Regions from separate parts of the Homo sapiens genome. Here region 2 is linked to region 1. The links are chromatin loops, found by intact Hi-C in ENCODE. Cell type or tissue: heart right ventricle. All regions are shown on one strand. Links, peaks and the distances in the headings refer to the core of each region. The heading gives the core; the rest is flanking DNA. Region 1 holds the start of LOC101927712 (a long non-coding RNA gene). Region 2 has its middle 23 kb from the start of LINC03061.

Evidence for each region. A loop is a pair of places that touch in the nucleus more often than their neighbours do. Peaks named below come from ENCODE experiments on the same cell type or tissue, not always from the same donor. Only the 100,000 strongest peaks of a DNase experiment are listed, where the experiment ranks them.
Region 2: it touches region 1 in a loop (2.9-fold over the local background); 3 of 110 quality-filtered maps call a loop at or near these places.

The regions. Positions count from the first base shown.
Region 1 is chr13:110,132,401-110,143,395 of GRCh38, forward strand. It overlaps LOC101927712 (a long non-coding RNA gene), which reads right to left and starts at 6,214. Exons shown (of 3, transcript XR_931726.3): 1 at 5,736-6,214; 2 at 690-800; 3 at 1-190. It also overlaps the pseudogene LOC124903272. RefSeq lists enhancers at 3,951-4,565, 4,566-5,180 and a silencer at 6,109-6,188. In heart right ventricle, for the core only: CTCF peaks have their summits at 5,461 (motif pointing left) and 6,229; DNase peaks (open chromatin) are centred at 4,711, 5,484, 5,869 and 6,246; H3K4me3 peaks cover 1,729 bases; H3K27ac peaks cover 4,027 bases.
Region 2 is chr13:109,237,180-109,248,174 of GRCh38, forward strand. No RefSeq gene overlaps it. Among named protein-coding and RNA genes, the nearest start is that of LINC03061, 23 kb to the right of the region's middle. In heart right ventricle, for the core only: no CTCF peak of the experiment used is centred there; a DNase peak (open chromatin) is centred at 6,634; H3K27ac peaks cover 3,892 bases.

The DNA.
Region 1 (10,995 bases), core at 3,110-8,109:
CCATGCCCACAGTCCTGCCAATTGCTCAGTGCCATCATTTATCGGGGGCCCCACAGGCAGTGCCGTCTTCATGGCTCCTCCTGGCCTCATTCACATCGCTGAGATGCCTCTCAAACACAGCTGTTCTCCACGGCCCACTCAGTGGATTTCACTGCTCTCATCTGTCAGTTTGCTTTTCAAAAGCTTATTCCTTTGTCCAGAGAAAAAAAGAGAAAATGAGTGTGTAGGCTCATCTCTAAGGAGAGTGGCAGAGATGCCACCTGCCAGTGCACAGGAGGCTGCAGGAAAAGAGGCAGAAACTCACAGGCCCCCAGGGAGCTCAGCTGGACAGGACTCAGAGCTCAGCAAAGGGTGGGGGCTCTCGGCTGGAGTCAGGATGCCTGGAGCCAGGGAGGCCAGGGCACAGGGGAAGAGGGCCTGCCCCTGGGGTGGGGCTGCCTGTTTCACACTGGTGAGAACGGCAGTATTGGTTGCTGATGATGACTCCTCACAACGCCCCCTTAGAAACCCTCGCATGCAACGGTTCCACATCATCCTGGCCCAGGAAGGAGAGAGCTGCATTTAAAAGGAGAAGGCAGGGCGAGGGAGGGAGACCCTATGGGCACTGCTTCATTTCTGCCTTTTCGTGAAGCTCATACACAGAATTGCTTTTTAGTTAAATGCTGGGGTTGTAGGACACACACCCTCACCTGTGATGGAAATTCTGCCAATATCGGGGAGAGCTGGTCTCTTCAACCTGTGCTGTGATGAATGGGGCTCTGCTTTTTCAACATTTCCCGGGAGCGCTCTGTTTCTTCTTCCTTGTAGTTTTAAAAGAACAGCTTCAATAACCTGGTAGTAAAGGAGAGGGGAGACCGGCGAAAAATCTAGCCCAGAAAAGAATGTTAAATACTGGGGGAAAAGCTCTTGGGAATTAGAATTTCATTTTATGTCTAGAAAGTCCAGTAAAATGTCAATAATATTGTGACAGGTTAGAATTATACGATCCTATTTCTCTCTTAGGAATATATGATCAATCTTTAACATTATGTTAAGGATATTATGGCAGATAAGGATATCACATAAGTATATTATGGCAAATAAAAAGAAAAACAGTATATTATTTCTGCGCCTATATTCGCATCCCTTTGCAATGTGACTTTGTGGCCCCTGTCCCCACCTCAAGAGGTAGAGTTCATGGTACCAAGCCCTGAATCTGGGCTTGGCCATGTGCTTTCCTTTGGCCAAGGAAGCATCAGCACATGTGACATCAGCAGAGGCTAAGTGCTTTTGCACTGAGGCCTCTCTCTTGCTGCTCTTGGGAACTCTGACTGTGTGGCACCACAGGAAGAGGCTGTGCTGCAGGGCGATGAGCAGGATATGCCTCCGGCCCCCCAGCCAATGCCAGATATAAGTGAAGCAATTGACCATCCACTGATAGGTGCTTGAATGAGCCAGCACCATAGAGAGCCATCCTGGGGGGCCCAGTTCAAATTACGTGTGCACATCTACGCAACAGTCAGCAGATAAAATGGTTTAAGTCATGTTTGGGTTGGCTTGTTGTTCAACCAAGGCTAATTGACACAGAGACTTATTCTCATGTCTGACTTCGTGATCAAGTCCAACACAAAGGTCAGATGCTTAACACAAAGTCAGGAAGGGTGCGTGAAGCCCCAGGAGCAGAACAGGGCCCTTCAGGTTCCCTGGATGGCCAGGGCGCAGGGACACTGGGGGATGTGTCACAAGTTGTAATTTTCATTTGGGAGATCTATTAGAATGGGTCTTACTTTGAAAATAAGTTTCAATATGATTGAAAAACCGGTTACTTGAATTGCCTAATTTTTTATTTATAATTCTTAAAATGTTCTTATACTTTTATAATAAAAGTATAACTCTTATACTTTCTTGTTAATTTTTTAAACTGATAAGAACAGATATTACCCTCGATCTTAGCCAAAAGCCTAAGAAGCGATGATTTTTAATTTTTTAAAAGTAATAAGTGTTTTTCATATAATTGTGTTCAATTAAACAGAACTATCCCATTTGGAAAGGACGGAGGGAAATAGAATACAAAAGTGGAAGAAGGAAATCTATCATTAAATAACTGAAGTAAAACAAAATAAAACACAAAGTATTAAAAAGTGGCCTGTGTTTGGTTTTTGCGTTTACCTTGTTCCTGCATAAATACCTTAAACACAGAGCAGCAAGTTGGAAATCTTAGTATCTTCAGACTTTCCTTAATGTAATTCATACAAAACAATTGGGAAAATTAAAAGGCCATGAAGGCGTTATTGTCCTTGTCTCACAAATATTAAGTTACAAAGCTGGACATTCAGAGGAGTCAACATTTCTAAGTCAGGGCTCAGCGTAGCGATAATTAAAATGGACCATTGCTGGGCTTACTGTGTTTGAATGATGCCACCCAAAGCCCCTGGAATACTACCTGATAAGGATGACTTCATCAACAGAACCTATTAGGATGCTAATAATGCCTGCTGGCCTATTTAGGAAGCTATTTTGTAGCGACGAAGGTTGGCTTCCCTGGGACATTGTGTCATATGAGCCATGGGGATCACATAGCAACGAGGACATGAGTTTCTTTCTATTTATAACCAGGTTGCTAGCAACGGCAACATGATGAGAATTGAACAATCACATCTGCTGGGAAACCACAGGGCTCATTTTGATCCTTCTTTAACCCACAGACCCTCGTGGAGTTGAGAAAGGACGTGGGGGAAGGACCCTGTGGGGGAGTCACACTGCCCAGGGGCCCACATTCAAACCCTTGCCACATTCCGTTCTAAGCGCATTACACAGGTCATCTAATTTATCCACAACCTACAAAGTTCTACAAGTGATGAAACTGAGTTCAGAGTAAGTAAATAATTGTCCATATTCATTTATAATTCAAACACAGGCAGTCCAGTTTCAAAGCCCATGCGTTTCTGTTAAATACACTGAAACAGACATCTGAGGGGGACGAAAGTGCTCACTTGCCTGCACTCAGGGCAAACTGCACTGTGCAAAGTGGTGGTTCCTATCCCTTAACACTAACTTGAACAGATCCCTGAGCTTTTGGATTCCTTTTAGGGACTAGGGACAGTCCAGTCCAGTCTAGATAAAAGCTATCCTCTTGTGCTACCCTCAGGCCCTGCCCATTCTTGTCGCAGTGACCCTCAGATTCAGCTCCATGGAGTCCAGCATCCATGAACTTGGATGGGGGATAAAGTACATGTTTACTCTCACCAACCTTCTGAAATGTAGCATTTCTTTCAATTATGACTAAAGGCCACAAACCACTATAGTATTAACAGTATCTGAGGCATTGTCACCAATAGAAAAAATAGGTATCATATTACAATAATTTCAGGTATTATGAAATATTATTTATACTCAGCAGTATTCTAAAATGTGTCTTCTAGACAGTATTATTTAATGTATCAATAAAGAAATATGTATATTACTATGTTGATAATTTTTTAAATATTTTGATAAGTGCATTTTAATATAGTTTTCTTTATAATACTACGTATTTTAGCACATGCCTTTTTAAAATAAACATTTTTTTCTAAAAAGATTTCCATAGGCTCTGTTGAATTGCCACAACATACAGAACAAACAAACAAACAAGAACTCTGGGCTGGAGGGACATGAAGCAGGCATAGCCTTTCTTTGCATCTTTCTCCTTCCTCCTCCTCCCATCCTACTCCTCCCGGCTGGGGACCAGGCAGGGGCAAGGGAGAAGGGACCAGCCTTTTACAGCTGAACTGTGGAAGTAAAGGCCCTCCCCACACTGCCCTGAGCCTTCTGTGGTCCCCAGGCATTCTCGGGGTGAGGGTGAGGGGGTCTGCAGATGAGTTTTCCCCAGGCCCTCCACCCTGGAGAGCCCTCAAACTTCTCTCTCCATTCTCGCTTCACACCCTGCCCCCCTGTGAACCCTGAATATCTGAGAAAGGTATCAGTCAATTTAGGAATTTTACTTTGCCAGAGTTAAGGATGCACGCCTGTGACACAGCCTCAGGAGCTCCTGATGGTGTGTGCCCAAGGTGGCTGGGGAGACATAAGACATCAATCAATACATGTAAGATGAATATTGGTTCCATCCAGAAAGGGAGGACAACTCGAAGCAGGGAGGGGGCTTCCAGGTCACAGGTAGGTGAGAGACAAATGGTCACACTCTTTTGAGTTTCTGATGAGCCTTTCCAAAATGGGAGGCAGGTTTGCCCTAAGCAGTTCCCAGCCTGACTTTTCCCATTAGCTTAGTGACTTGGGGGCCCCAAGATTAATTTTCCTTTCACACCCCAAAGCATACCTCATAGCTTTCCCCAGAGAAGACTCTTTGTGGAGAGAGCCAGGAGAGCTCAAGCCAAGCTCTCTCCCACAGGCCCCAGACAAAGCTCACAGCCCCGGGCCCCCACAAAGCTGTGGGTGTGCCTTGCTCCGCCAGCTCTGAACTGCCCCCTCAGATGGGTGTGGGGGGTGCGAGCAGAATCCAGCCAGGGCTAGAGACACCCGCAAAGTCTGAGATGTTCCTGTGGCCGTGGGGTGTGGAGACAGGGAACTTGGCAAGGAAGATGTCCCCTCCCAGAGGGGAAAGCACAGGACCCCTGCAGACTGGAGTCTCCTGCCTCCTCCCCCACTCTCTCCTCCTCTCTTCTTCCAGAGGGGTGCAGCCTGGAGAGAGCTGGGTTGGCTGACAGAGCTGGGCTCTTTCAGCAGGACAGGAACCCTGCCCCCAACTGCTGGCAGCTCTCTTCAGAATATGCGGCGCTGTGGCCTCTTTTGCTTTAGCTGGGGCTCTAATTAGGAATTTGGACAATGGGGAAAGTCCCAGCCAATGTGTCCTGTTACCCCAGCAAAGCTGAGAAAACCACCCTCACAGGACTCCCCTGCCGTATTGCTTCTGAGGGCAATTCCCCTCACCACGTTCGCAACTTCAGTTCCTTAACGTGTTCCAGGAGCACTCACCCTCCATGCAACAAGGTGAGGCTGCCAATCCTTCCTATACTAGATACATGTGTGGCAGTAGCTGTTAACAGTGACATGGGGGAAGGCACAGGGCGCTAGAGGTTGAATTTCTTTAAGTACCAAGGAGGGCTTCTTTCTTTAGGAAGAAACCGCCCAACGACAGTAAGGACGCATACAGTGCCACGGATGCTCATTTGTAATTCCTTAAAAATGTGAGTTCTCATTGTATTTTTACTGTTATAATTCATATTTGCAAACTCTGGTGAAAGGCTTCATTTAGTATATTTGGAATAATTCTCCATCCACTTTCTTTCCAACACAGTTAGTTACCCGTTTAAAAAAAAAAAAAAAATGCATTGACCTGGCCACAGATCCTAATTAGCACCTAGTAACCTGCTTCAGGTTAACCTTGTTAAACACTGAATTAAAAAGGGCAATGCTGCTATAAATTGCACCTAAGCCATTCTGCAGAGGTGGAACTTCACAATCAGGGGACCCTGGTGCCACCTGCAGTCTGTCCTGGGAACGCGTCACAGATAGCAAGCCGTCCACCCACGTACAAATACACACTGTTGCATGGAGTGTCTAGCGAAGACTGCTTCAAAACCAGTCTGCAGAATTTCCTCATTTACATCGGAAAAATGAATATCCCTTAAGGCGGAGCTCCGCCTAGGTACATTTGGTGCGGAACTTGCCCCAAGCAGCAAGTCGTGGGGAAATGTGAAACCAGCAAGAACTGCCCCCAGGGAAATTGAAGATAAAACACAAAACCGAATTTAAAAAGTCACCTGCTGCTCCATTTCAAACTGGAAGTCTAAAAAAGGCATTTCCTGACGCTGGCGAGTGACTCAGTGTCACCGTGACTCAGCCGCGCCCGGTTGCCCACGAGGCGGGAGGGGGAGGCAGATGCTGCGGGCGGCGCGGGGAGCCGAGCCCGCGCGCTGCTATTTCGGGCAAGTCTGCGGCGAGCAGGGCCCGCAGTCCACGCGCACTCAGGAAGTACAAATAGGGCGTGCATCAGAGGAAGCGCTCCCCACGCAGAGGCTGTGGGAAAGTGATTCAGCGCTGCTAGAATCCCCCTCTCCCGCGCCCTTCGCAGCGCAGCCAGGGAGGGAGGGAGCGCGCCAGAGCCTCCTGCAGGTGCGCGCGGGGCAGGCGGGCGGGCGGGCGGCGCGCGCGCCCAGGGGGCCCAGGTGACCGCCTTCCGCGCGCACACAGCCGGCCAGGGCGCACCCGGAAGCCCGTTACCCAAAGGCAAGGCTTGTTCCAGCCTAAAGCAAACTCATCCACACAACGTCGCTAGCGAGTTCCGTTTCCCTGTTTCTGGGAATTTGTGACTGTCAAAACAAACGTTCAGGTGACCATTGCCCTAAACCGCACTGACGAAAGGGCTAAGGACCAGGGAAGGAGCTGGTATGAAAGGCTGTGAGTTCACAGGGTGCCACGTGCAGGGTTGGAGAGACCCCAGCCCCATCAGATCTCCTCTCTCCAGAAGCACCCTCCCTCTCCATCCCTCCAGAGGCCGGGGCCATGTGTCCACCCATGTGGAGGTGTAAGGAGAGCCAGAGGGAGAGGTTCCCACGTGGACCCAATGGCGAAAAGTCTTGCAGTCAAAATCACTTAGAAACATTCTGCGCAGAGCTGGCTGAGTGTTGGGTGACCAGGTGATTGATGCTCAGGCGTTAAGGGAACAATGGGCTGTCCTCTGCATGCTTTCAGAGCTGGAGGGGCCTTGCCACCGGCAGAAGCAGAAAGATCATTTAAGCAGCACCCTGAACAATGAGTGTTTTCAGAAAGTTATCGAACAGGCTTGTGAAATATTTTTCTCTTGATGTCTTTAAAAGATATTTTCACTTCTCCCGCGTGATTCAGGGTGGTTTGGAAGTGGGAGAAGAAGGAGGCTTGAGATGTTGAAGTTCACTGCAAAGTCCCTCCTTCAGGACTCTAATTATTAAATATTTTCTCTATATATACCTTGTCTATCCAAATGATCATGAACCTGGGATGGAGGATAGGATTTATTACCTTGTCTCCTCCCAAGGGGTCCAGAGAAAGCCATGTGAAATGAGGGGATGATTAATAAACATTAGATTGACTGATGACCTCCACAGTATGTGAAATTGTCTTTTATCAAAGCAGCAGGGAGACATAGTAGAGTCAGACAGGTATAACTCAAATGATCAGAAGGATAAGGATCAGAAGCTTCTGAGAACACGACTTGAAAACATCTCTTAAATCTGGAATAACAAAGGTTAAAGAAGATATGAATTATGAAAAGAATGATCTTAACAAAACCTCAGATACTTAAAAATTACTCTAGGGGACACCTTTTAATATTGCAGAGAGATCATCTTAGGCCCAATAAAACTAAATGCTATTTTTGCATCATGGGAATTGAATATAGGGAATTTGTCATTCAGGTAGAAATGAAGTTGACCACAAAATTATCCTCAGAATGATTTAGACACACGTGTAAAGGAGAATGCAGAAACAATCCACATTGGTATAAAGTCTCCTGAGGCAGGGGCTATGCCGTGACATTGCATCCCTGGACCTCACTCGGGGCCTGGATGAAGGAAGAGATGCCGTGTGCACTTCGTCTTGCATATTTCTCATTTAATCTTCCAGGCAACACTCAGATGTGGGCAACCTTTATTCCATTTGTAATCCAACCCTCAACCTCACCCTATCTATTGCATAACTCCTTTTTAATTCCTTAACCTGACAAATTACAGGTTTCTTCCACAATTATTATTTTTTTTTTTTTGCACAACACTTCTTAAGGACGACATTATCGATTTCCATTTATCCTGTACCTAACCTAGTACTTGGGAAATAATAAGCACGCAGAATATGAATGATGAAGAGATGGATCAGTGGATGGATGGATGGATGAACAGATGGATGAATAGATGGATGGATGAACAGATGAATGTATGTATGGATGGATGGATGGTGGATGGATGATGGATGGATGGATGGATGGATGAGTAGATGGAAGGAACAGATGGAAGGAAGCAGAGAATGAGTAAAAGGATGATAAGTGATACAGCCAAACAGGTTTTCTCTTTTTTTGTAAATCCTTCTCAGTCTATGATTCTGATTTGGAAGAATTACAAGTAAAAATGACCTAATTTGTGCAGATCTCTGAGAGGTTTTATATCTTACCCAAGGTCACAAGTTTGTAAGTGGCAGAGTCAGCATCTGAACTCAGATTTGTCTAGTTTCATGAGGACGACAAAATGACTCTTGGGTTCAGATACAGGATGGGTGCACTGAGTCTTAGGCTTTAAGAATTCTGGTGTAAAAGCGATGGTACCCCTAATGAGTACAAGCTAATGCATGTAATTTAAAGTCCAGTAAGCTAGAGTGAAAAAGTGCATGGAAAGAGCCAGCATACAGCCATTAAAATCGAAAAGCCCATGAATGATGGTTAACTAAATTGGTAGACTATGGTATGTTCAAGCTTTAGAAAAGAGAGTGAAAAGATTTTTTAAATGACCAAAGTTGAACCGTTTCATTCTCTTCCATTTATCACCATCATACTTAAAACCATCAAAACAAGTACTCTGTATTGTGGCTGGTGCCAGTCCCAGGTAAAGTTTAGCAGGCCACCCCAGCCTGTCTCTCCTGCTGAGTGCATGGAGCAGCTATTAGAGGACTCTGTCAGTGAACGGTAGCAGACAGACTGGGGAAGAAAACCAGATTTAGATGTGCCACCAAAGCAGGACAATTTTACCATATTTTTTCTCCAGTTCTCCTGCTGTTTAGCCCAGATATGGCTGCAGCCACAGAAATTATGTGCAGAGTAAGTAAAGACACAATTTTAGAAACAAGGAGTCAACAAGAGGAATGTTAGGCTCTGAAAAGTAATGGGGAGTTCAGTGGGACGGTGGAATGAGGGAAGGAGATCCAGTAAAATTGTTCATGGACTCCTGGACTCATCTTTGATGTGCGCGTGCATGGATCTGACTCTAAACAGCTACCAAACTGAAAACTGCCCACACTGCCCACACCCAGACAGGCCGTTGGTGGGCACGCATGCAGGACAGATCTGAATAGTACCGCAAAAACAGTTCTACCTATAGAAGGTGAATTGAAGCTTGCAGCCTGGAACCTGACCCAGTCATTGGCCTGCAAAGACCCCCAAACACCAACATTTTTCCATAAGAGAAAGGCATACATCTACAGACTCACAAAGCTAAAGAACCCAATCCACACACAGACATGTCATAATTAGATGTCGGAAAATTAGACAGAATGAGAAATCCTAAAAGTAGCCAGAGACAGCACATTACTTAGAGGGGAACACCGATTTGAATGATTCAGGGTTTATTATCAGACACTAAATAGAGGCCAGAAGGAAAGAAAGTAAACAACAGATTTAAATTGTTGAAGGCGAAGAACTATTAGAATTCTATGTCCAGTGGAAAAAAATACCCAGTACAGGTGAAATAAAGACATTTTTCAAATGAAGAAAAAAATACCCAGAACAGGTGAAATAAAGACATTTTTCAAGTGAAGAAAAACTAAAAGAGTATACATTTCTCTAAAAGAATTGTTAAGGGAAGTTATTTAAACATAAGAAAAATGATATTAAAAGATACTTTGAAATATCAAGAATAAAGAAAGTAAAATATAAATTGGAAATAGCTGGGTAAATATGAAACACTTTTCTTCTCTTGGGTTTTAAAAATATATCAATGTAGGAAACAACACAAGTAAGCTAAAATAGCAAACTAGAAAATGTGTAAATAACAAAAAAGGCAGAAAAAGAGAAAATCAACAGTAGCATATAGAAAATCAATAATAAAAAGCTAGACTTAAATCCAAACATACCAATAATTGCTTTAAACACAAGCCCAGTCTAAACACACTAATTAAAATACAAAGATGCCAGAACAGATTTGAAAAATATGACCCAACTATATGCTGTCAGAAAGAACCTTGCTTCAAATATAAGAATATGGATAGGATACAAATAACAAAATAGAGAAGACTTATCAAGCAAATGCCAATCAAAAGAAAGATGGAGTGGCTATATTAATATCAGACAAAGTAGATTTGGAGCAAAAACTAATTCCCAGACATAAAAAGGCAGGTAGTATAATGGTAAAAGAGTTGACTCACCAAGAAGTCAGAACAATACTAACGGTGTGCACCCCTAATAATGGAACTTAAAAATAGAAAAAGCAAACTGTTCCAATTGAAAGAAGAAATTTAGAAATCCATAAAACACACTGGAAACTTCAACATTCATCTCTCGATAAATGACAGAACTATAGACAGAAAATCACAGGGATATAAAAGAACTGAACAATACCATCAACCAAGTGGATCATAAACTACATTTATATAACAATCTATCCAACACTAATAGAATACATATTCTTTTCAATTGTACATGGAACACTCACCAAGAAAGAATAAAAGAAACTTTAACAAATGCACAATTATTGAAAGCATATGTAGTATGTGCTGTGTTCATAATGAAATTAAACCAGATATCAAAAACAGAAATATAACAGAAAAATCTACAAACATTTGGAAACTAAGCTACATACTTCCAAATAAGCCATGGATCATAGGAAGTATCAAAGAAATTAAAACTTATGTTGAATTGAATGTAAATGAAAATACAACATAACACAATTCATGGGATGCAGGTAAATCAGTGCTTAGAGGGAAATATATAGCATCAAATGCTTATGCTTAAAAAGAAAAAAGTCTCAAATTAATCATGTATGCTTACACCTTAAGAAACTAGAAAAAGAAGAGCAAAATAAACACAAAATAAGAACATGAAAGGAAATAATAAAGATAAGAGAAAAAATTGATGAAATTGAAGGCAGAAAAAATAGAAAAAAATCAATAAATCCAAAAGCTGGTTCTCTGAAAAGATCAATAATATTGACAAACTTCTAAAGAATTTGACAAAGAAAAAGATGGAAGATGAAAATGTTCAATATCAGGAAAGAAATAATAAATGCTGCTACAGGCTTCACAGACATGGAGATAATAGAATACTAGGAATAACTCTACACACAC
Region 2 (10,995 bases), core at 3,787-8,786, 890 kb before region 1:
TGAAACCCAGACATCAGCATTTGTATAGTTCCACAGGTAATTACAAGATGCAGCCAAAATTGAGAATCCTTGTTGTGAGGGGGTTCAGTGGATCCTACGTCATCCTCTACCAACTGCTATTTCTTACTACCTTCCCTTAATAGCCTTCTTGGGCCAAACTAAGCATAATTACAATTTTTCCACACTGCCTATTTACCTTCTGTGCATTGTTTTCTCTGTGACATTTATAGCCATCTGACATATATTTTTGTGCTTGCTTTTCTAGTACATCTTCTATGTTTCTATGGTAGAATATAAGATATATTCTACTGGGGTTGCCGAATCCATCCTAGTGAGCAAACAAATTTTGTTTACTCTCCTATGTAAGATAGAAGTAGGGAGGTAGGTGAATTCACAAACAAAGGCTAATGCTTTGTCTAGATAGTCTGAGACTTGGAAAAAACAAAATCGGAAGACTGGTGAAAGGAAGATGTTTGTGAAATAATTATGAGACTGGAGCTTTCAAAATTGAGTCACGTGAATATTCTCCAAAAGAACTCATTTTGGAGGATGTTGTGCAAACCAAGCCCACTCTGTGGATGTCAGTCAGCCTCATTTTTTAGCTACCCCAAAGACATTCTCAAAAAGACTTGAACAAAGTGGCCATAGCAAAGGTGATGAAGATCAAGCATGGCTTAACATACATACTGCTGCTCAGAAGGTCTTATGAGGTTGCTGAAACTTCTAAATGCCCAATCTTCCAAAAGATGAGACCAATAATGAATACCTGTTATGACCTCAGGGTTATACCTGTTATAACCCATAGGCACCAGCCTATAATGTTTAATTGACCATGATGGGTTAATGAAAATGAACCTCTGCAATCATGGAGGAGAAGATGAATCCTTGCTTGTAGTGATACATTCTGGTGGTGAATTTGTCATCTCTTCTTGCCAAGCTTTTTCCAGCAATACCATCCATAAAGTCACAGAATGCCTTACAACCATCTTAGTATCACATAAAATTCTTCTGACCTAAAGCCTCATTTTATAGAGAAGTAAGTATGCTGATGTCTGATGCTCATGGTATCCACTGGCTTTCATTACTCAGGAGCATTTTGGCCTTGAAAAATGATGACATGGCCCACTGAAGACCTAGTTATAGCACCAGCTGGTATTCAACACCGTGTAAAGAAGGTGTGTTGTCCAATAAATTGAAGTTTACTTCCTCAAACAGAGACAATATATGGTACTGATTCTTCCATAGCCAGCACAGATGGGTAAGGGATCCAAGGACGGGAAATGAGAAGAACAGCTCATTCTCACACTGAGTAGCATGCTCACACAATCTATGTGATTTCAACATTGGACTCTACGAATATAATGGCTTGAGATCCAAGGAAGAAGTCCTTCCATTGACACCCAGGTCACATGTTCATGGTGGGTCCCCCATAACCCTAGACCAACAGTGGATTCTGTGTAAAGAGTCATTTGTCTTTATGGTCAAGGGAAAATGCAATGTAGGAGGAATACATATGGCTTGAATTAAAGGGATTCTATAGTTTATATCCTACTAAACACATGTCCTGTAGTGTAAATTAAATAACAGAGTACAGTAGGTCTGCAATAATTTAGGTTGGGGTGCTTCACAAGGGAAGAATCCTCTTTGCCCAGAGCAAAGGAACATGGAAGAGATCATGGAAAAAGCAAGTCATAAACACCAGTGCAGAAGTGCCACATTAGCTCAAAACAAGAACGGAAGCTGCTATCCATATAGTTTGCTTGTTTTACTATTTGTGTGTACATATATGCACATAAGGAGGAATACAGAGCAAAACATATAGGAGGATAAAATAGAGGACTGAAAGATAGATGATGACTAGTAGATAGATGAATAAATACTGGAACACAAATTGGAAAACTACAGTTTTCCTTATTTTTTCTATTTTCTTTCCTGTACTCCTTTTATGTAGATGTATAGTAAGTCTAAGTGTCAGTAATATTTACAATCAAATTCATAGGTTGTAGGATATTGAATCATGTTGTGATTTAAATGGAAGAAGAATAAAAGCCATCTGCAGGTACACTACAAGGCTCATGAAATGCTGGGTCTACTTTCTGAAGAAAGAGAGAATTGGTCTCTAGACAGGAACGTGCTGTTGTTACTACCGTTGCTTCAAATTTAAGAATATAAAAGACACCAATTTCTTACCTTTCAGATTTATAAACATTCAAAAGTTCACTAACATGTTCTGATGGCCAACACAAAATGCTACAAATACTATGTAAGGCAATTTCGTCACATCTAACAAAATTACATGTGCCCTTGACCCTGCAATCTCATTTCTACTCATTTATGTTGAAGGGCACCTTTTCAAATCTAAAACAACATATGCACATGGTCAACCATTGCAGCATTATCTGCAACAGCAAAATATTGGTGACAATATTCAATAATAGGAAACTGATGGAATAAACTATGATATCTCCACACAGTGTTGTACTACATGCATCTGTTTAAAAAGAAGAAAGGAAGATCCTACAGCTTGATAGGGAGTGATTTCAAACATCCATTGTTTATTGAAAAAAAGGAAATTGGAAAAGAATATATGACATATGCTATACTTTATGTCAGAAAAAAGGAAAACTAAAAAGACTATATATTCAAACCTCATGAAATATTATAGACGATCAGTGAAAATGGGGTGGAAGTAATAGAATTGGGAATAAGAAATCTGAGTATCTTTTCTTACATAATTTTTGACTTTTGATGCATCTAAATGCCTTATATATTAAAAAGTACAAGTTAATCAAAATAATAAGTAAACTCTAAAACTAAATAAAAACTGATGGAAGTGAACCAAGATTTAAATCAAATTACTAACCATATCACATATAATAAAAAAATTAATTCAAGTAGCTTTTGAACAAGTATTCTAACTATACATCTTTACTAGAATATAGTTTAAAGAAATCTTGAACTTAGCCACTCTGTTGACACCATGGTATTATTAAAATTATTCTGAAGCTATTTTGTATCTATTTCAGGGTTGAACAAATGAGTTTCTATGTTGATGTTAGGTATCTCCATTCTCACTGTAGGAGAAGGGAGATACAAATATAGAATGAGGAAAGATGAGGAAGAAGCCCGTGGTTTCAGATTTGATTTGAAGGTTTCAGAATAAGGCATAAAAACATCCCTTGCTCTAGCCTCTGAACGCACCTGGAAATCACAAACCCCAGCAGCAGTGCATGCACCTCGCACACAGAGCTAGGTTGCTAAATGGTGGATTTCACCTCTGGAGCAGAAAGAATATGTGGTAAGCCTGGAATAGCTTGTTGAATCAGAAAGCAAGGAAGTAGTCATGACATCAGAAAACAGGAGCTGGCTTGAAACGGCTCCCATTGGCCAAACCGAGGACTCTTCATATTAAATTTTTATGAGGAACACAAAATAACTGATATTGACAGTTTACATTTCAAGCAAGTAGAGAAAAAAATTAAAAACTGAAAATCTAATCCAACTAAATAACAAAGAGGCAGGAATTAAAACATGAGTAGGCAATTTAGGAGCAATGTTGATTAAAAGGGAGGATACCAGAATTCTTCGAACACACAAGAAATCATAGTAAATGTGAGTAGATACTCACTTATGAAAAGGTGGTGAAACTTAAATTGTATTTTAAAAAGAAGGAAGAAAAGGGAAAGGAGAAAACAAACATCTGAAATAGAATTTTACGTCAGAACATGGTATAATTTCCTTCCCATATGCTGAGTGTTTGCGCATGAAATATTTATTGCACTGACATGACCCTCAGTATGCCCAACAATAAATGAAGGGTAATATTTATATCTGCCATAGGAAGTAAAAATGCATAGTAAATGAAATGGTACAGGTGAAAGTAGCAAACTGTGCAAACATTAATTATCATTATTCTATCTAGAGTTACTACTACTTTGTTACTTAACTATTTATGGCTCTCTAATAGCAAAATACTTAACTTTTGCTTTTCTTAAGTGATTTAAGACAGCCCTGAGGTAAAGAAGACAAAAGAATAAATATGCATCCCATTTGCTCTCCTATTTTACTTCAGGAAAAGATAAAATTAATAGGCCAGTCATCATGATGAGCAAAGAAGTCTGATACGCATTCATCCATAGTGAACGTGGACAGGAGCCATAGGAATCTGGATGTGGCTTTTGGCTTAGTAGTTAGCTTGCTATTTTTGGAAAGAGAGAAAGAGTAAGAGAGACAGTTGGGGACAAGGAGGTGAAAGGCTGTGTAGTACATTTCTAAACAATAGCTTTAAAATGTTATGATCTTATCATAAGGGGATCATAAGAGGATAATTGATGCTTTTGAAAAAATGAGATAGAATAGCCAAAAGATTGTTTTGTCCCAATCAGAAAGTATAAAAGATAGAGAAGACAAGTCTCTAATCAGAGGGAAGAATGAAACTTACTCAAAGTAAAATAGTAAATTTTATGAATATATACATAAGTTTACAGAAAAAAATACCAGAAAAGTGACTTCAAGAATCAGCTGAGATAGAAACATATGCCCATCATCTTCAAAGTACGCACTGACACTTATCCCCTAGACAGCCATTTCTTTTTGAATGATGACAATAAAAATGATTTGAAATTGGGAATAAAGCCCTCCCTCTAATGATTTGACAGTGTTAGACCTTGCCTAGGGCAAGCCTAAGGAAAAAGACAAAGAAACACAATGAATTCAGAGTGCCAGAATTTATCAAAGTCAAAATAGTATCTTCTTAAAAATGTAAGTAAGGCTTAAAAGATGATATAATAGAAATGAACATCTAATCTGACCAAGTGGGGAATTAAGGGGGAGGTATGGAATCTGTGAATGCATATTTCTTCCAGGATAGAGCACACCAGTGAAGGTGTCAAAAGATACTTTGAAATCTAAAATTAAGGCAATAACTGTAAAATGAAATTTAAGACATTGGTTTATGAGTCTTTATAAAATCTAGGAAAATCATGAAATCAAATCAATTAAAAAGGCCCTTAGATGCTGCTGCATTGCACATTTTAAATACAGACTGCCATTAAAGCCATTCTAATTAGACAGATAGTGTCACTTTTTTCAAGTTTATTTGTTATGTACTTGTTTCATCTATAATGACCTTTTCCCTCTGATTATTCTGAGAAAAGAAAAAAAAATATTCAAAGTGAATGAGTTGCTAACTGATAAATTGCAAAGGAAAAACGTGGCTTCTTGTTGCAATCAATTAATCCATATTTTGAGCACTTATGACATGGTAGATTATATAGTTTGGCTCTGTGTCCCCACCCAAACATCATCTCAAATTGTAATCCCCATAATCCCCATGTGTTGAGGGAGAGACCTGGTGGGCAGGTGGTGATTGGATCATGGGGGCAGTTCCCCCATGCTATTTTCATGATACTGAGTGAGTTCTCATGAGATCTGATGGTCTTATAAGCAGCTCTTCTCCCTTTACTCATTTGCTGTCTCTCTCTCTCACCTGCTACCATGTAAGACGTGCCTTTGCTCCTCTCTCACCTTCCTCCGCAATTGTAAGTTTCCTGAGGCTTCTCCAACAGTGTGAAATTCTGAGTCAATTAAACCTCTTTTCTTTATAAATTACCCAGTCTCAGGTATTTATTTATAATACAGTGTGAAAACGGACTAACACAGTAGACTTGCAAGAGTCCTGCGGTTCACAAAACCAAGAAGTCCAGAGCTCCAGATCATGGGTACGTAACAATCTGGACTGTTGAGTAAAAGAATAATAGCAGTAAGGCTATTGTTCTAGACCAAAATCTAGCCATTACGAGAACATGTTGCTTGGAGATGAGATTAAATAACTGATAGAACACAGAGGAGGAGGAAGGGTACATCCCAGTTTGCCATGTGCCATGAAAACTTCGGAGAAGTGAAGATCAATTACGACTGATGAGATAATTTAATGCAAAGAGCCAGGTAAAACGTCTGCAAGCATTTTAAAACTGTGTATGCGGGACACCAAAGAAGAAATAATGTCCTTTTGAATAAGCAATTAGAGAAATGCATTAACAACTAATGAAGGAGTGAATTATTTTGTGCGAGCTCAGATGTTTTTTAAGCTACCTTTGGTGGTTTTCATCCACCTCCGCATTTAATCTCATCTCAGGGTACCAAGTGTGTTTCTGTGCTCCTCCCCTGGCTTTATCTGAGAGGACAAGTGGGCCTGGTTCATCCAGATCTGAACTCCCCTTTTTGCACTAATCCCAAACCCAGTAGCAACAAAAATGCTTTCTTTTTGACCAGATGGAAATCCGAGGCTAGCCTAGGACATGACATGCATTTTAATCCAATGACTCAGCATAGGAGGACTGGATCAACCCAACTCTAGTGAAACCAGGTCTCTCTTTCCTGCTGTATACATTGGGAGGGTGATCAAAATCTGTCCACCTTATTTTAAATCAGCTGTGGGTCACCACCACACTGTTTCCATGAGGTCATTTCTTGTTCATCATCCACTAAGGCGTTTGCCACGAGCAGCAGTAAAAAGCACAAAGGACAGAAAGCCCTCGAAAGGAGAAAATGAAATGCAACACAGCCAGCTCACATACTTTCCATGCCACAATCCCCACCACCTAACATTCCGTTCTCGTCGATGAGGAAACAATAGAATGTACAGCCCTGTCACTGTCGCTATTAATAACTTGGAGGGCTTCCAGAACCACACGGGTTCAGGGGAATATGCTGTCCTTAGCAGTCACATCAATGCTTAGGTATCTCTTCATGAGACTGTGCCTCTGTGTCTCCTGCCTGCCATGTGTGAAAGTTCTAATTTTCAAGTCACACATAAGCCCTGATTAGTGGTGATAAGGCAATAAGGAGGACCGGTTTTTTTGAGACTATGAAACCACAAAGAACTCTGAGTTCCAAAACACTCTATTAGCACTTTCCAGTCCTATTTTAGAAAACCAATGGGAAAAATGTAAAATGGAGTGGGCTGGGAAATTTTTTCATCAAAGTATAATTGTAATTTTAAGTAGGAGTTTTGTATTTAAAGCCCTTAATGGCAAGCGTGATTAAGAGAAGCTTGGCTTCACTGTTTACAGCAAACCTTGATTAAATACAAACAAGCAAATGAAACAAAAAAGAAAAGAAAAATGAAAAGAAAAAAATCTTTCTGGAGTGTCCTGGGGTCCTTAGCCAGGAGAATTATCTTGGAGGGGAAAAAAAAAATCCATGGAGTCAGCCATCTGTCTCTATCCCCTTCCTTCCTATTTTCTTCAATTCTTTGTCCATCTGTATGATTTGCCTACACTGGTCTGTCTTTTGAATTTCAGCTTTTCAAAAAGCAGATACCACACCAGCTTATTTTATTTTCAGCATCTATCACTGCAGGCTTTATTAAATGTTAAGGAATAATAAGACCTATTATTGCACTGCGACTCCCTGGGATTTTTTGTAAGTCAGTAAGGCCCAGTGTCATGTGTTTGCATTTTCTCTGGGCTGTAGATGCCAGGAGACCAGGACCATTAAAAGAGGAGGGAGAGAAAGGGAAGGTTGGCGGGTTATTATGCACTCTTGGGGGTTTCTTTCCTACAACGCTTTCCCCTGCTCCCTTCTGTTCCCGCTTCTATAAAAGGAGTAAGCACACAACAACCGTCATATAAACCAACATCAGAAAAGCAAAAAGAATTCATCTGTCAAGAAGAAAGAGAAAATCTGTTACGGTTACGAATGGTTATAGCAAAGTGAGTAAGGAGAAGAATGTTGGCAATAAATGGGAACTTATTTTATTGCAGAGGGTCCAGCTCTGTGCTAAGGGAAAATCTGCAAAGTCTTAAAGAAGCAGAAGCATGATGGAGTGAGTAGGTAACACTTACCTGACAGCCTAACACATGGCAGGTGGTATTTGGGGAATGAGTCTGTAGACGGGCAAGGCTACGGAGAGCAAACTCAATGTCGCCACATGGATTGGAGAAGGGTCTGTGGGAAAGTTCACTCTCATGGAAAACAGTTCTTATAATTATGAAATAGTTTCATTGTTCTGATTGAAATTGAGCTGAGTTTACTGCCTCCCCCTTCTCATTTTCTTTCTTCATCTTTCTCCCACTTCTCTTCCTCCGTTCCCTTCCCTTTCTTCTTCTTCCTAACTGCCCATACAAGTAGCCATCGTCTGCTGCATAATATCATTAATTCAAAATGATCTTTCTTATTTCAAATAGGAAATGTCACTTTGAATTAATGTGAACTATGTCTCCTATCATCCTTTTTACCTGACAATAATATAAGGCCATGTGTGACTCTCTTTATTTTCTTATGTTCATGGATTTTAAATAAATTCTTTTCTCTCTTAGAAAACCATCTATTGGAGGGTGGTATCAGGTTCTCCCTAGTTTTGCACTTTGCTTCTTACCACCTCTTCCTCACCTATATTTGATTTTGTTTACTATTTAAAAACAATTTGACTGTCTCCTTCTCTGGTGATTTTCCAACACATATCTTTTCCCCACCTCTAGACCATGTGAGGTACATCAATATGTATCAATTATTGCACTTAGCATGTGAGATTACAATCTATTCATTTGTTTTGTATTTTGGTGAGTGGAGGTGTTGTAACACTGGATTATACAATCAAGATGGAGGGGCATTTTTAAGAAAAGGAATACAAAATTGTTAATGCAAAATTTGATATATGACAGAGATTTCTGCTTCTCTCCAAGATGGAGTAGAAAGACTGGATTTATCCTCTTGCATGAATTTAAAAAAATGACAAAATATATACAACAAAGGTTTTCAAGACACAGGATATGAGGCATCTGTCCTTGCGAGAGAGAAAACAAATGAAATAAGCTCCAAAGACTTGTCCAGGTTCCGGCCTTGAGAATTTTACAAACCACAGATCAGGAAAGGGGAGCTGAGGTGTGTACTGGTGGTCCCTCTGAGTTGAGTAGGAGGAGCTGGAAGACCACAGTGACTACAGTTCACAGGAGAGGGCTGCAAGGAGGGGGCTCTTCAGGGTTGCAGAGGGCACCCTGGGGTCCTCAGATGATTAAGGACATGTTTCTGCATGTGAGAAAGCCACCCAAGGCTGGGAAATAATCACCCAAAGGATTAGTGGTAACATTATCTGACACTCACAAAGGTCAGAGAACAATGCCTCTTCCCTTGAGCTAGACTTGACAATGTCCTGATTCTCAGGGCACTGGGTAGAGTGCATAGAAGTGTCTTGTCTGAGTGAAGGGGGATAATTAGCCTAAACTGAGGACTACTCCAACCCCTCCCAACAATTCTTAACAGGAAGAATCAGTTTCCTAGATAATTAACTGTATACTAGAACCAAAATGAAGAATATTTATATAAATACACAAGTTTATAGCACCCAAAAAGATATAATTCATAATGTCTGACAATCAATCAAAAATTACCATGCAGAAAATATAATCATTAAAGAATAGAAAAATCAGTCAACTGATACTGATCCAGAAATGACACAGATGTAAGAATTAGCAGGCAAGAATATTAATACAGTTATTATAACTATACATTCAAAAAGTTAAGCAGATATATGGGAGACATAAAAAAAAGAACCAGTTCCTAATTCTACAAATGAAAGCTGCAATATGTAGGATGAAAAATACACTGAATGAAATTAATAGCAGTTATGTATTTAGAAGAAAAGTTAGTGAGTTTTAAGAAATAGGAATACAAACCATTCAATATGAAATATAGAATATAATTTTTTTTAAGTATGTTAAAGAGTACCAATGAGCTCTGAGAAAACTTCAAGCAGCTTAAAACACATGAAATTTAACCCCCTAAAAGGGAGGAAGGGGGACATACTGGAAGATAGAATACCTGAAAATTCTCTACATTTGATGAAAATGAGAAACTTGCAGGTACAAGACACTCGACATACTCAAAGCATAAGAATCATGATGAAAACTGTACTAAGGCAAATCAGAATCAAATTGTGCAAAAACAGTGATAAAGAAAAAAAATTAATAGCAACCAAAGGAAAAAGATTCCATGTAGAGGAACAGAGATAAAGATGATTGCAGATTTCTCATAAGAAGCAATGCAAGTGACAAAAGAGCTGGGAAACATCTTCAAAGTACTGAAAAAAAAGTCAATTTAGAATTCTGTAACCAGCAAAATACCTTTCAAAAGGAAGCAGAAATACTTTTCCAGACATACAGAATGTGAAAGAATTTGTCACTAGCAGAATGTTAAAGGAAGTCCTTCAGGCAGAAGATAAATAATACAAAATTGCTATGTGAATCTACACAACTAGATGAAGATCACTGGAAATAACTACATGGAAAAATCTAGAAGATATTTTTATTTCAAAAATATCTTTAAAAGAAAATTGAATTTTTTAAAATGCTGTGGTATTGTGGGATTTATAACACCTGTGTAAGTATAATGTATGAAAATAATAGCACAGGCCTGGAGAGGAAAAATGGAAATATACTATGGTAAGATTCTCTTGGTATGTGTAAAGTGCCATCATATCATGGATGTTAGACTGTGATACATTAAAATGCATACCATACACCCTAAATATACCAGTAAAATAAATAAAATGTTATATTTATATAACATTACACATATTATCGCATGCCATTATATATATAACATTATTATATCTATGTAACATACCAGATAAAGTAGAATTATAAAAAAATGCTCAATCTAAAAGAAGGCAGGAGAAAAATGAAAATTAAAAAAGAACAGATGGGACAAGTAGAAACAAGTAGCAAGATGGTTAGTTTAAACCTAACCATGCCAATAATCACACTAAATGTAAATGCTCTAAATATCCCAATTAAAAGATGGAAATGATCAGATTAGGCAAAAAACCAAGACCCAACTCTATGCTGCATAAAACAAACACACATTAAACATAGACACTAAAAAGTTTAAAAGTAAAGTATAAAATATACATTATACTATAACCAATAAAAATAAAACTGGAGTGATGGCATTAGTATCAGATAATGTAGATTTCAGAGCAAAGAATATCAAGGA